Regions from separate parts of the Homo sapiens genome. Here region 1 is linked to region 2. A link is an interaction called in ENCODE POLR2A ChIA-PET data of the cell type or tissue named here. Cell type or tissue: B cell. All regions are shown on one strand.

Region 1 (2,500 bases), 460 kb after region 2:
TCAGCAAAGTTTCAGTATATAAAATCAATGTACAAAAATATAATAAGTAGCATTGTTATATACCAATGTCCAAACTGAGAACCAAATCAATAACTCAGTCCCATTCACAATAGCCACAAAAAAATAAAATACCAGGGAAATAAAAGATATGTGAATAGAATACAGCTAACCAGGGAAGTGAAAGATCTCTACTTAAAGAATTATAAAACAGTGCTCAAAGAAATCAAAGATGACACCAACAAATGAAAAAACATTCCATGTTCATAGATGGGAAGAATCATTGTTAACATGGCTATACTGCCCAAAGCAATTTACAGATTCAATGCTATTCCTATCAAATTACTAATGACATTCTTCACAGAATTAGAAAAAAACAGTTTAAAAATTCATACAGAATTTTTTAAAAGCCCAAAACACCAAGGCAATGCTAAGCAAAAAAAAAACAAAGCTGCAGGTTTGAAGTTGGTTTAACCAAATTCAAACTAGGCTACAAGGCTACAGTAACCAAACCAGCATGGCACTGGTACAAAAACAGACATACAGATCAGTGGGACAGAACAGAAAGCCTAGAAATAAGGCTGTATACCTACAACCAAGTGATCGTCGACAAAGCTGACAAAAACAAGCAATGGGGAAAGGAATCCCTATTCAATAAATGGTCCTGGGATAATTGGCTAGCCATATGCAGAAGATTAAAACTGGACCCCCCCCCTTGGCCGGGCGCAGTGGCTCACGCCTGTAATCCCAGCACTTTGGGAGGCTGAGGTGGGCAGATCACGAGGTCAAGAGATCGAGACCATCCTGGCTAACACAGTGAAACCCCGTCTCTCCTAAAACATACAAAAAATTAGCCGGGCATAGTGGCGGGCGCCTGTATTCCCAGCTACTCGGGAGGCTGAGGCAGAAGAATGGCGTGAACCCGGGAGGTGGAGCTTGCAGTGAGCCGAGATCACACCACTGCACTCCAGCCTGGGTGACAGAGCGAGACTCCGTCTCAAAAATAAATAAATAAATAAATAAAAACACTGGACCCCCCCCTTCCTTATATCATACACAAAAATCAAGTTGAGATAAATTAAAGACTTAAAAGTAAAATCTAAAACTATAAAAACCATGGAAGATAACCTAGGAAATACCACTCTGGACATAGGACCTGGCAAAGATTTCATGACGAAGACACCAAAAGCAACTGCAACAAAAACAAAAATCAACAAATGAAACCAAATTAAACTAAAGAGCTTCTGCACAGCAAGAGGTAAACTATCAAGGGAGTAAACAGACAACTTACAGAATGGGAGGAAATATTTGCAAACTATGCATCCAACAAAGATCTAATATCCAGAATCCACAAGGAACTTAAACGAATTTATAAGCAAAAAACAAACCTTCCTGTTAAAAAGTGGGCAGAGGACATGAACAGACACTTTTCAAAAGAAAATGTACATGTGGCCAACAAGCATATTCAAAGTGCTCAACATCATTAATCATTAGAGAAATGCAAATGAAAACCACAATGAGGCCAGGTGCAGTGGCTCACACCTGTAATCACACTTTGGGAGGCTGAGGTGGGCGGATCACTTGAGCCTAGTAGTTTGAGACCAGCCTGGGAAACATGGTGAAACCCCATCTCTACAAAAAAATACAAAAACAATTAGCCAGGTGTAGTGGCACATCCCTGTAGTCCCAGCTACTCAGGAGGCTGAGATGGGTGGATCAACTGAGCCCAGGAGGTCGAGGCTGCAGTGAGCCATGATCACACCACCGCACTCCAGCCTGAGTGACACAGGCAAGACCCTGTGTCCAAAAAAAAAAAAAAAAAAAAAAAAAAAAAAGGCCGGGTGCGGTGGCTCACACCTGTAATCCCAGCACTTTGGGAGGCCGAGGCGGGCGGATCACGAGGTCAGGAGATTGAGACCGTTCTGGCTAACATGGTGAAACCCTGTCTCTACTAAAAATACAAAAAAAAAAAAAAAAAAAATAGCCGGGCGTGGTGGTGGGCGCCTGTAGTCCCAGCTACTTGGGAGGCTGAGGCCGGGGAATGGCGTGAACCCGGGAGGCGGAGCTTGCAGTGAGCCAAGATCGCGCTCCAGCCTGGGCGACAAAGCTGGGCACTCCAGCCTGGGCGACAAAGCGAGACTCCGTCTCAAAACAAAACAAAAAAAAACCCCACAGTAAGATTATCGTCTCACATCAGTCAGAATTTTTTGCTATTACTAAAAAGTCAAAAAATAACAGATGCTGGCGAGGTTGTGGAGAAAAGAGAATGCTTACACACTGCTGGTGGGAATGTAAATTAGTTCAGCTATTGCAGAAAGCAGCGTGGTGATTCCTCAAAGAACTTAAAACAGCATTACCATTTGGCCCAGCAATCCCATTGCTGGGTATATGCCTAAAGGAATATAAATCATGAAGACACATGCACAATAATGTTCATCACAGCACTATTCACAATAGCAAAGACATGGCATTAACCTAAATGCTCATCAACGGTAGACTGGAT
Region 2 (2,500 bases):
TGTGAGAATTGTTCTTTGCTCCCGGGAAGCCTATCCCAGTCCTGTGCATCCTTAAGATTCAGACCAAATTACTAACCAGTCATCTTTGGTCTGCATCCTATGGGAAGAGCACGTGTCTGGGAATAAAGAGATCCAAATCTGAATCCCAGCTTTACCCCTGGTTGAATGTATGCTGTGGTTGGAACAGGATAGGGTGGAGGGATGCTCCCCTTGGGGCCTCAGTTTTGCATTTCTAAGATGAAGACGATGGACTAATGATGTCAAAGTGTATTTCTAAATTTGAGAAAATACAGCAGCTCAAGGACTCTGCCAAATCTGATAAGCACCTAGTGCTTGTCCTTCTCACTGGCACTCTTCAATCCTTGATTGGGGTTGACATACATGAATGAATGGAACAGAATCATTCTGTCCCCGACACCCATGGACCAAAGAGGCCCTTGGAAATGTTCAGAATGTGCCGTGTGGTGAGCAGTATCTGATCACTGCTCTGCTCAAGAATGAACTCAAAGCCCTCAGGGCTGAGCACTGAGAACCCCTGCCTTGCAAGACCTCAGTGGGGCTGGAGTACGTTGGGTCTCTTTATCACTGACTGTTTGCTCATGACTCTGTCCATTAGATCCCAGAAGACATCTCAAGTGGAATCTTCAGGTGTTTCCCATGGTACCACGCATATCCAGGACCTCTCGTCTTCTTCTCCTTCTTCTCTCTTTGGAGCTGTCTCCAGAGCCAAAAATGCCCAGAGGAAGCTTAAATCATTTGGAAATGCAGGGAGTGTCTAAGCTGAGGGGCCTAGAAAACTCCAGCAGCCCCAATCCCTCTCTTTTTAAAAACACATACACAAATGGAAGCTTCTAGTAGGGGAAATGGACTTGTCTAAAATCACACAGCAAATGAGTAACAAAACTGGAGCTAACCAGGTCTGAAGGGTGGCAAAGTGTTGCCAGATCCCACAGACTAGTTGGAAATCAGGATGGATATAGTGACTATTTGTGATTTCGATTTTTAATATTCAGTACCTAAATCTAATTCCTACTAGGACTCCCTACTAGGGAAGTCTTGGTGGGAGTTAAAACCAGTATTCCCAGTATAAGAACTGAAAGAGCCAAGCTTTCACTCAGAGAGGATTTAATACTGAGAATTGGTTACATGAATATTAGAATCCCTCACTCCTAGATTTGGGAGTATAAAAGATTTGGGGTTACCAGAACCCAGGAGTTAAGACAAGGGGCCCAGGCACACATAGTGCTCACACCTCTGGGGGAACAGAGAGGTGGGAGCTGTGTGACTGGCACTCTTCTTCTAAAATTTCTGCAGCCAGGGTTGAGACCTCTGAGGGATCAAATGGTACTTGGTCCACTAGGTGGGGAGGCATGGCCAGCTGCATCTCTGAGGAGGTACCATGCAGCTGGTTTGAAGAACAAGAAGCATCCAGAGCCTGGAGGGGTAACTGCTTCCCCCACCACAGACTTGCCTGTGGCACTTCCTTGGCTCTCATCCCCCCAACCCCAGGGACTTTCATAAAGATATCAGTGGTGGTAGCAATGAGGATTGGGGTAAGTTGTCTTACCCAGAGGAAGAGAAGATCCAGCAAAACACTGTAGACCACACCCCTCTCAGGATCCAATTCCTTGCCAACACCTGCCTCTTGTCAGACCAGCTGCACTCCACAGCTGAATCATGGGGAAGGGAGAACTGAGCCCACCTAATTGTCATCGAGACCTGGGTTTTGTGTTTGGAGGGAAATTTCTACCCCCATTCAGTGAGCTTTACATTTCAAAATCAACAAGTACTGCTACCTGGGCTGTCCTAAGATATCTCAGATGTCATATAACAACAGCAGATGCTGAAGAAAATGGGCATGCATTTCAGTACTTGTTTAATACATTGTCTATCATTGATAAGCCACGGATTTCTTTTTTTAGCCAAATCACCTGAGGCAGTAGCTCACTAGTACCAGTACACCAAGAATTCAGATTCTAGAGCCTTCCCAAAAAACTAAACTTTATAAATAAATTAAGCTCCCAAGGTAAGTCTTTTTTGTAAATTCTATATAATGTTCCTTTTTAAAAAAATTTTACTGTGTATATTTAAAGTATACAACATGATTTTATAAGATCCAAGGTAATTCTGATGCCGTGTGAGTTTGGGAACTACTGGTCTAATACTCCTGATTTAATATCACATTCCTGAAAAGTATTATTAAATGTAGGTCACAAAACTTCTGATTCATCATAATTTTGCACATTCTTGCTTCCTTCTGCTATTAACTTTTATTCTAAAGACCCATCCTTCTTAATTTGCTATTTCTGCTAAGTATTGTCCAGTAGAGAGTGCATCATTCATGATTCATCATTTCTGTCCTTTTGCACAATTTTCTCTCCCTGCTACTGATTTCCTCTTTACTGCCTACTTTAGCATATTAATTCATCAAGCAAAATGAGCACATCTTCGGTGTTCTTTCAATTCAGCAGTAAAGTAAAAGGAGGACATGGAGAGGCCA

The links. ChIA-PET counts read pairs that join two places held together with the same protein. Peaks named below come from ENCODE experiments on the same cell type or tissue, not always from the same donor. Only the 100,000 strongest peaks of a DNase experiment are listed, where the experiment ranks them.
Region 1: POLR2A ChIA-PET joins it to region 2 with 13 read pairs; 3 of 35 experiments call an interaction of 5 or more read pairs at or near these places.

Annotation. Positions count from the first base shown.
Region 1 is chr20:45,062,322-45,064,821 of GRCh38, reverse strand. All of the region lies in intron 10 of STK4 (serine/threonine kinase 4), which reads right to left. Among named protein-coding and RNA genes, the nearest start is that of KCNS1, 38 kb to the left of the region's middle. In B cell, no CTCF peak of the experiment used is centred here; a DNase peak (open chromatin) is centred at 1,549; H3K27ac peaks cover 791 bases.
Region 2 is chr20:45,523,864-45,526,363 of GRCh38, reverse strand. All of the region lies in intron 1 of LOC107987282 (a long non-coding RNA gene), which reads right to left. Among named protein-coding and RNA genes, the nearest start is that of SPINT3, 9.5 kb to the right of the region's middle. In B cell, no CTCF peak of the experiment used is centred here; no DNase peak of the experiment used is centred here; H3K27me3 peaks cover 565 bases.